3 separate regions of the Homo sapiens genome follow, and regions 2 and 3 are each linked to region 1. Evidence: chromatin contacts called from ENCODE Hi-C or POLR2A ChIA-PET data. All regions are on one chromosome and are shown on one strand. The core of a region is the stretch at or near the end of the contact, and the rest is flanking DNA. Distances in the headings are between cores, read along the strand shown.

Evidence for each region. A loop is a pair of places that touch in the nucleus more often than their neighbours do. ChIA-PET counts read pairs that join two places held with the same protein, here RNA polymerase II (POLR2A). Pooled maps may share reads with other maps.
Region 2: a pooled map shows a loop between it and region 1 (4-fold over the local background). The contact joins the enhancer-like site here to the promoter of AHI1-DT in region 1. A Hi-C loop is called at or near these places in 1 of 37 single-sample maps with no recorded cell type and 5 of 50 pooled maps. POLR2A ChIA-PET finds 5 or more read pairs at or near these places in 2 of 52 experiments (CD8-positive, alpha-beta T cell and naive thymus-derived CD4-positive, alpha-beta T cell).
Region 3: a pooled map shows a loop between it and region 1 (4-fold over the local background). The contact joins the enhancer-like site here to the promoter of AHI1-DT in region 1. A Hi-C loop is called at or near these places in 1 of 168 maps with a recorded cell type or tissue (CD14-positive monocyte) and 8 of 50 pooled maps. POLR2A ChIA-PET finds 5 or more read pairs at or near these places in 1 of 52 experiments (OCI-LY7).

What each region holds. Positions count from the first base shown.
Region 1 is chr6:135,496,235-135,499,522 of GRCh38, forward strand. AHI1-DT (AHI1 divergent transcript) reads left to right here and starts at 1,567. Exons shown (of 6, transcript NR_152842.1): 1 at 1,567-1,766; 2 at 2,170-2,283. AHI1 (Abelson helper integration site 1) reads right to left here and starts at 1,506. Exons shown (of 29, transcript NM_001134831.2): 1 at 1,349-1,506; 2 at 954-1,015. RefSeq lists silencers at 1,217-1,276, 1,627-1,846.
Region 2 is chr6:135,012,909-135,016,196 of GRCh38, forward strand. The region is part of intron 4 of HBS1L (HBS1 like translational GTPase); the gene reads right to left. Among named protein-coding and RNA genes, the nearest start is that of MIR3662, 35 kb to the left of the region's middle. Within about 2 kb of position 1,588, at least 3 of the 41 ENCODE cell types and tissues checked have a DNase peak (open chromatin) inside an H3K27ac peak, as active enhancers do; they include CD8-positive, alpha-beta T cell, where a contact is called at or near this core.
Region 3 is chr6:135,085,791-135,089,078 of GRCh38, forward strand. No RefSeq gene overlaps it. Among named protein-coding and RNA genes, the nearest start is that of HBS1L, 33 kb to the left of the region's middle. RefSeq lists silencers at 441-520, 531-590 and an enhancer at 2,943-2,992. Within about 2 kb of position 1,766, at least 7 of the 41 ENCODE cell types and tissues checked have a DNase peak (open chromatin) inside an H3K27ac peak, as active enhancers do; they include CD14-positive monocyte, where a contact is called at or near this core.

The DNA.
Region 1 (3,288 bases), core at 317-2,816:
GCCTCCCTGGTAGCTGGGACTACAGGTGTGGGCCATCACACCCAGCTAATTTTTGTATTTTTAGTAGAGATGGGGTTTCACCAACATTGGCCAGGCTGATACTGAACTCCTGACCTCAAGTGATCCACCCACTTTAGCCTCCCAAAGTGCTAGGATTACAGGCGTGACCCACTGCGCTCAGCCATCTCTAAATCTTAATATGTACTACAGCAAACATGATAGAATTAACGGCTAATATTTGATTAGTAACCTCTGCAAAAAATCAGATAGGACTTTAAAAGACACCTCTGATTCTTATATATTCCATTATTTTACAACTTCTCCCTCACAAACCCTTTCACAGGAGCGTCTAAGAGATATTACACAGGAAAATTAAATGGATTACATTTCATCTCATTTTATTTTACAGACAACCTGATTATCAGCCAATATGTGGCTCAATATCATTGGGAGAAAAAACTGAGAGGCTTGATAATTCGCTCCTTAACCAAATGTTATCGCAAGGGAAAAAAAGACAAACAAAAATCCTGTATACAAAATTCAATGAATAAATCAACAAGATTCTTCATAAGTAAACAAGATTCTAACTTCATAAATATTATTCCTCATAAACAAGATTCTAGGTATGGTTTAAAAACACTTTTGGTATTTGAATTTCTTTCAAGCATTCTTTAAAAAATTTCCCAGAGTACTCATAAGAAGCAATCTTCCTCCTAACGCCCAAGCAGTAACAGCAACTGTTAATGCAACAGGTGAAAAAATCGTTGGCATCTCTTTCTCAAAAGAAAGGGGAAAGCTTTATTTTCACAATAGATGTTTTTACAGGAATGCTAAACGCAGCACAACCTTTGATAAGGATTCTTAAATGGTCTACATTTTTGTTCTATTTTTATGCATCTCGAAACAACCCTATTAATATAATTTGGCTCTTATAAATATAACAAATTGATCACCTTTTCTCAGACATAATTAAGAAGGCTTTGACAGGTTGAAGATTCAGCCCCAGGTTGACACTCTAAAAGGAAATAAACACACTCAGTACACATCTGATTTAAAAGCATTTAAATAAGAATCGGGAGTAGGAAAGGCAAAGATTGAATTCTCTATCAGAGCACCATGCTCAACTCTCCGGGGACACGGAGACCAGTGAAAGAAGCGCAAAAGTACGGTGAGGACTCTCAGAAATCGCATTCCCCCGGGACACCCGGCCCACGCTCGTCGGTCACTACGCTATCAGCCTCCGCGCTCTCGGACTCCAGCAGCCCCGACACGCCGCCCAGGAGAGGGCCGGGCAGGCCGAGCACCCCGGCCCGCGCTCCCGCCACCAGCGCACCCATGATGTACTCACGGAGAGGGGTACGCAGAACCGCCCGTCCCGCCGGAGCCGACACCCGGAGCAGTGCAAATCAACTCCCCCAGCCTAGCGGCGCGTGCGCGAAGTGAGGCGGCCACGCAGCCACCTAACCCGCCAGCGACCCGTGTCCTGAAAGCAAGCCGCGGCTCTGTGCCGCAGTGCGGACAGCGCGCCGCCTGCTGACGTCAGCGCCTGCCTACGCCGCCGTTCCCATGGCGACCGATGCGTCCCGCGCTCTAGGCGAAGACCGCGGCCCCGTCCCCGCGCCTCCACCGCCTTCTTCCAGGAGGAGGGGCCGTGCGGCGCCTGCCCGGGGGCCCTCAGGCCGCAGGCGGGCGCGAGCTTCAGGGAACTTAGGGGGCTCCCGCCTCCCCGGCCACGCGAGCGGGAACAGTCTCCTCCACTCGGAGCGGTAAGGGACCCGGAAATGCGCGGGTGCCCCTACAGAGTCTTGAGTTTTCCCCGCCCTCACCTCCGAAAATGCTCTTTTCGCCTTAGAATTGTAGCTAGCGCAGGGAAAAACTGACTGGGCAAAGGAAAACTGGGGAGGCTGTCATGGAAGCCGCCCAGAATAAGAAAATGAATGAATGAGGCAAAGAAACAGATTTGTCACTCCCCACGCGATCGCGCCCACAAAAGAAAACATGGTTTTAAGGCGTGGAAAATGAAGTTGTACTACAGACAAAATTTTAAGAAAAAATTATCCACTGTTCCTTTAGAGCTATCTCCCTGTGTGTGAAAAACAAAACAAAAGTTAAAACGCCATCCTTTTCTACACCTAATGCTCCCTCCCACTTTTCTGATTTCTGCCACAGGCGCCATCTTCAGCTCTGAGTCACCAGGGCTGGAAAAATACTAGATGCGCTACTCGTGGACTCGTGAATACACTCGTGAATACAGGCCATTTCCTGTACCTACAGCCACCCGCTGTAAGCTGTTGCTTCATTTGTACAGTAAGAGTTTATGGAGGCCAGCTTTTCCATTCTTACTGACATTGCCACACCTTACAAACTATATGTCTTGTGCTTCCCTAAATCCTGTGAGGAAGCAACGAGAAAGATTACTAATCCAATGCGTACCGAACTGAGCTGTTCAACTTTCCGTTCTAAACATACTCTCCTAGATTTCTATCTTGCTGTAAGCCACCACAATCCTCCCAGTGTTTTAGTAAGAACAGTAGAGTATCCTAAATGCATCTTATGCCAAAGCATATCCATTCTCTCTTTTTAACTTCCTCAGATGGGCCCTTTACCAGTTCTCTGACTCCAGTTTGACTCTTAAATTCTCCACACTGCTATCAGAATGACCTGACTAAAAATGTAAATCGGATAATGGCACTCTCCTGCTGAAAATTTTTGAAAGGCAATCTGTAAGAGAAAATGATTACTTTGCCTAGGATACAAGATTCTCCATCTCCCTGACTAGTTTCATCTCTCGTTAGCTTCTTGTTCCAATTTTATGCAATATTGAATCATGTGTACCATGCAGTTTTATGCAACATTGAATTATGTGTACCATGAAAAACAATCCATAGCCTTTCACGCCCCGTCCTTACTCATATTGTCCTCTCTTCCTGAAAATTCCTCCTTTTACACTCCTGCATCACAGCCAAATGTTGTCCATCCTTTGAATCTTAAGCAGGTTGACTGACTCCTTCAAACACTCCTACTCCCTATTAGACTTCGGATACTCATTCTATATATTAGACTTTGGATGCTCATTCTATAGTTTCATAGTTTACTTTGTATTTTCTCTATCCCCAGCATCTACCACAGTGTCTATGAAATAGTTGGCATTTCATGAACATTTGTTGAATGAATAATGGATAACATATATTGAGCTCCTTCTAGGAGGTATGCATTGTAGGTGTTTTATGTACTTTTCATCTGTCCTCACAACTGCATTTAAGTACCTGCTTTTCCAAAGGGAAGTTA
Region 2 (3,288 bases), core at 338-2,837, 480 kb before region 1:
CACAAAGATTTACTGAGAGCCTCTGAGGTAATTACCAACAGAATAAAGCACATATAAAGTTACATGCATACTTTTCATACCCTCAAAGGAGAATCCCAACAAGCTTTCCACACCAAATGCCTCCAATTCACCAGCCAGTTAGGTTAGTAGATAAGACATAGACTCTGCTGCAACACAACCTGAGTTTGAAGCCAGGCCTTGCCACTGCATGACCTCAAGTGAATCACTCAACTTTTCTCTATGCCTAGTTTCCTCGTCCATAAAATAATAGTATCTGCCTAACAAAGATGTTAGGAGAACTGAGAATTAAATGAGCCAATACATGTAAAGTACATGTAATGACTGGCACATATGAAAGCACACAGTCCGTGGGTCTCTGCCAGTCACCAAAATGCCAACTTCTTTTTCTCATGTGATACCAGGACATTTACAAACACAAATTACTCTCTACCTATCACATATTCATTCATGAAGGGAAGGCGAGAAATGCCAACTGTGTGACACTGAGCTAGGTACTGAAATAAACAGACCCAAGAATGTGGTGAGACATAAGATTAGAAAAGCAGGTAACTCATTTAGAACCATGTCTAATATTTCACTTGATCTTGAAACATAAGAGCCACTGAAGGAATTTAAGCGTTGGAGAAACATATCATACTTTTAAAACTTACTCTGACCCCAGAATAGAAAATGGATTGTGGAGGCAAGATTGAAAGGAAAGCAGTTAGAAGATTGTTGTACAAATACATGTAAGAAATTCTACAGTGATCTAAGAGCAATGGAGATAGAGAAAGGAATATTTAAGAGACTTTACTTTAAAAGATATTACAGTCAGACCTTCATATCCTTGGGTTCTGCATCCATGGATTAGACCAAACACAAATTGAAAATATTTGAAAAAATTTACAAATAAGTATTTAACTACTATTTACATAGTATTTGGTATCTAGATTACTTATAATCTAGATTCCTTTTCATGTAATGGTAATTTAAAAAAGTAATCTACAGATGATGTAGAAGTATACAGGAAGATATGCATAGGTTATATGCAAATACGATGACATTTTATATCAGGGATTTAAGCATCAGCAGATGCTTGATGGAGGGGGGTACCAGAGCCGAAACCCAAGGAAACAAGGGACAAGTGTACAAGGTAAAATCATGAATCCTTGATATCTGAATGAACAGAGGAGATGAGAGAAAGGACAGTCCTCAGATTTTCTGCCAAGAAAGAAAGGGTAGATGGTGATGCCATGAACAAACAGGAAATACCTTCCAGGAAACTAAGAGAAGTCTGCTGGTCAGAATCTTATTTCTCTTACTCCTTTCATTCAGCACAAAATTACAACAGTCCATAAAGGAACTCTGCTTCCTCCTCCTAAGCAGAAACTGTCACCAAAAATTTTATTTTATGAAAGACTGCCTAGATACGATCTTGGATCTTCAGAGTTTTTCAGGTTAAATTATAGCATGTTCTTGGCACTGAGGACACAAAGGTGAGTGACAGACTGTTTTTAGATAGCTTTCATTCTAACAGATGTGATGAACAGTACGATAAGATGAAACGAAAAAAAGAGACAGAGAAATTAAGATAAGTTTCTAGGAGACCACAACCACTGTGACTGCAGCTGAACAAGTACTATAGTACCGGAAATGAGTAAGAAGGAACAGACATGAGAGTCAATACATTAATAGAACATGGAGATTAATTAAATCTTAGGAAGGCAAAACATAGGAACCTCAATGACTGCTATGACTCTAACCTAGACACTGTTCATGAATATAGACACATTTGGTCAGAGATTCCTTTAAGACATACAGATAGAGGCCGGCTACAGTGGCTCATGCCTGTAATCCCATCACCTTGGGAGACTGAGGTGGGCAGATCACCTGAGCCCAGGAGTTCAAGACCAGCCTGGGCAACACGGAGAAACTGTCTCTACAAAAAAAAAAAAAAAAAAAAAAACCACAAAAAAATTAGCTGGGCATAGTGGTACACGCCTGTAGTCCTAGGTACTCGGGAGGCTGAGGAAGATGGATTGCTTGAGCCCGGGAGGCGGAGGTTGCAGTGAGCCAAGATCATGCCACTGTACTCCACCCTGAGCGGCAGAGCAAGACCCTGTCTCAAAAAATCAAATAAACAAAAAACAACCCAGACATACAGATAGAAATCCATAGAAAACAGTTGGATAATCAGGTTTACAGGAATGTTTACCAACATTAAAACACATGAAGCAATTCAAGACCTAGATTGCTTATCGAAAATGAAGAATGAGAAGGCAGCCAATGAAGGAACTCTTAATACTCAATAGAGAGGGAGGCTGAAAACAAGTATTTACCTTCCTCATAGAATCCTTACATAGAATTGAGATTCACATATCATACAGTTGGAGAGCCATATGTTAGAGGTCATTTGGTCTTGTCCATCATTTTACAGATGAAAATTTAAGTGAGATTCCAAAGTTCACATGGCTGATTAGTGGAGTTCTCGCTCTGGTGTTCTCTAGGTTGCTTCCACGGCACCCTCCCCTTTCCACTCTCTGTCCTCTAAATCTCAGGACCTCATGGAAGTGGTATTCCCAAGGTAACTGAAGCAGGGTGATTTTGAAGTTGAATGTATACAAAAACTGCCAACAAAGTGCCTCTAAATGTAAATATACACACACATACTGATTTATTTATTTTTCTTGGGGGACAGAGTCTCGTTCTGTTGCCCAGGCTGGAGTGCAGTAGCGTGATCTTGGCTCACTGCAACCTCTGCCTCCCGGGTTCAAGCAATTCTCCTGCCTCAGCCTCCCCAGTAGCTGGGACTACAGGCACACGCCATCACGCCCAGCTAATTGTTTTGTATTTTAGTAGACATGGGGTTTCGCTGTGTTGCCCAGGCTGGTCTTGAACTCCTGAGCTCAAGCAATCCACCCACCTCAGCCTCCCAAAGTGCTGGGATTATAGGCATGAGCTAACGAGCCCAGCCTTTTTTTTTTTTTTTTTTTCCAGACGGAGTCTTGTTCTGTTGCCCAGGCTGGAGTGCAGTGGCATGATCTCAGCTCACTGCAACCTCCGCCTTCCTGGGTTCAAGAGATTCTCCTGCCTCAGCCTCCCAAGTACCTAGGAATTACAAGTGCCTGCCACCATGCCCGGCTAATTTTTGTATTTTAGAAGAGATGCGGTTTCACCATGTTGGCCAGGCTGGTCTCGAACTCCCAACCTCAGGTGATCCGCCCACCTTGGCCTCCCAAAGTGCTGGGATTACAGGCCGGAGTCACCATGCCCAGCCCCTCTAAAAAT
Region 3 (3,288 bases), core at 516-3,015, 410 kb before region 1:
GAAAGAAAAAGAGTTTATGTGATTGACTTTGGGTTATCAAAGCAAAGACTATCCAGGGTAAATAACAGGCAGAGGATAGTGATTACAGCTCATTTATTAAAATAGCAACATTGGTACATATCTGAGTCAAGCCTGGAACTCCCCCTCCCTCTCAACTAGACAAGTTAGGCTTTAAAATTACTGTAAAAATTAAGTCAAATTGCCTGTGAAGGTAAGCTCTTAGAAGAATTTTTTAGGTAGATGATCTACATAACAAGACATGCACCAACCAAATCTGCAGTCAAATATTGGGGGAAAAAAGCAACAACAGTAGGTTTGTGTTTATTGCGATGTCTGGAATATTTTAAAAATTAAGCTCCTGGCCTCAGCCTAGGGATTTCTAATCAATTCCAGGAAATGTACTGTATCTTTCCTTGAGGCCAGCAGGAAAGCCCCTTGGCAAGGGTGTCTGGAATGGCCACTTGACATCCCCAGCACACCTCTTGCCAAAGTTACCCATGGCTGCTGACAGAGAGACTGATGTGCTGCCACAGATTGACTTTAGGGATGAACAGATCAAGATCAACTAATCTGGGCAGATGCATTAAAGTGTTTCTGTGTATTTAAGCATACCATAGAAAGACAAATTCAACAGCTTTCACTTTGCTTTCATACAACGTTGTTCTCTTACGTGTTTTCTATTTTTGTTTATATACTAATTTCCTCTAGATTGACTGGGTTCTAAATTTATTATGAATTTGGTAAAGCCTCTGAACTTTGTGTTTCTATATTACACACCTTGTGTCTGTGACTACTGTTGTGGTTATACACTCGGGATTTTGAAGTCTCAACGATAATCACCATAAGTCATTTTTAGCAGCTCTGTTTAAAAGATTCCATCAGTAGAAATTCAGCACGGGTAACTTTCACTTAAACATTCCAGACCCTCAGAATCCTTTACATTTAAGTGATGTGTTAAAAACAATGGCACCTCTTTTTACTTAATTTCAGTCACATTTGGAAGAAGATAAGAAAGTTTATTCTGAACTCCATCACTCACTATTACTGAGTTTGCTTCATTGTTGAAACTAGGGAAAATTAGTCCGAGGTTTCAAAAAAGCAGCTAAACAATTTTTTTTCCAAATTCTTATCCACCATGACTAGACCATGGCAAAAAAAAAAAGAAAAAAAAAGAAAAAAGAAAGAAAAAAAAGGAAAAGAAAAACAATAAAACACAAACAAACAAAAAACCCAGAGAGACAAAAACACACTTCAGCATAGTAGAAAGAAAGCAGATATACGTAGACACAAATCCCCAAGCTCTCCACTTACTGGGTAAGTGGAGCTACTTAATATCACTACAATTCAGTTTCTTTATTTATAAAATAGAGATGACACCTCCTTCATCGCTTTGCTGAAGGATTACAGGATGATGGGTGAACTGTAATACTTGGTACATATTATACATTCAATATACATTAGGAGGACCCCTTTCTGCTCATTATGTGGACAGAGGTAAAGTACCAGGCCAGGGTATTTATGATGACTATGTGGAAAGACTTTGGCTTCTATGGGGATGACATGGTTATAGGAATCAAAACTTTGACATTAAAAACTTTCATATCCCTTTATGAAATTCAATGAAAAAGAAAGAGCTGTTGATGCTGTGGGCTAAACATGAGGACAGTAATGGTTGGATTAACACAGCTGGACCACAGAGTGCCAGATGGTGGAAGACACCCTTCCCCTTCCCCTTCCCAACCCATAAATCCTAGAACCCTGAGCCCCCTAGTGTGAGCTTTGTGCATTTGTGCTTGAGGCAGCGAGGTTCTCCCACCATAGGTCCCAGTTGGCATATCCACCAACAGCTCTCACCAAATCACACTTGTGTCCTGCCTTCCTTTCCACATCCGCCTGCACTCTCACCACCCCCAAAGAAGCACCTTTACTGTATATTACAGATATGTTTGATTTCTCTAAGCAAAATGTTCTCATATTCTACGTACAATTGCATTCAAAACCTAAGTTCCACTATCTTAGAGATGATTGTGTTGTTGTGTTTTTGTTTCCTTGAGGGAATATTACCTCTGTAAACCATATGGCAAAGGGACAAGATGGAACATGAGTCACTGTACACAAGGGAACAAACATCCAGACATGAAGGCAGCGTCACAACAACTCCAGAGGCTGGCAGTTTCTGGGCTTCAAAAGGAAAATAACTTTTTTTTTTAACTCTGCAAACCACAGCTACTTGTGTGGTTGATGTGTAGCTAAAGGCCACGGGTCTCCTATCACATGATCTCACACAGAACTGGAGTTCTTCCAGTGAGCAGGTGTTAACGGTCCCTGAAAACCAGTTTGTAAGAGATCGTAGCTGTCATCCCGGAGTGGTGTGTTTTAATAGAAAGAAACCCATGTTTCCCAGGAAATTGCTATCAAAGTTCAACAGAGATTCCAGTGCATGAGCGGAACATAATTTACCCACCATTTATCTTTAATGAGCACCTACTGTGTGTCAGGTACTAAGCACCTGCTAGCTTTGTCTATTTTAATCCTGCTGTTCCTTTAAATCTCAGGCAAACATCACTTTCTTACAAAAGCCTTCCCTTACTTCCCTGAGTCAGATCCTCCTTTTACACACTCTGGTAATATGACATCTCTGTCTTTCACGGCTCTTAACCATGGCTGAATTTTACAGTATTTATGGCATTCTTTTATTAACATTTGTCTCCTCCAGCAAGCTGTAAGCACCATGAGGGCAAGTACTGTGTCTGACTTTAGTCAGTACTATATCCACAGCACCTAGAAGGCACTCATGTATTTATCAACAAATGCAGGTCTTTATGTTGTCTGCAATCTTACATGCTCCTGAGGTAACAGTTCAGCTGACCTGATTTAGGGTCAGCTAGGATAAAATGAGTAAATATTAATTAGGAATAAAGTGCATATTTCTTTCTTTGGGAGACATAGATTACCCACACCAGTGGTGAACTGGTAAGCCAGCTCTCTTGAAATTAGTCAGTCAATCAATCAATAACCCTGACTGGTATTGTTTGCCAAATTCCTTGGTGCAAATACTCTCCCCATATCCAATTTCAGACTACCGGTATGAAGTTATTGGACCTGAGTTGGGAAGAAATGCACACAATCAGCAATCATGAGCCAATTTGAAGCAGCACTAGCATACACTGCCTCACACCCCACAGATACTCTGAACTATTGCATCACTCCCATGATTTGTCATAACTGTAGCCACAAGAGCAGCCTACGATACCTTGTGTCTTCTGGAGGCATGTAATTAGAGACCCC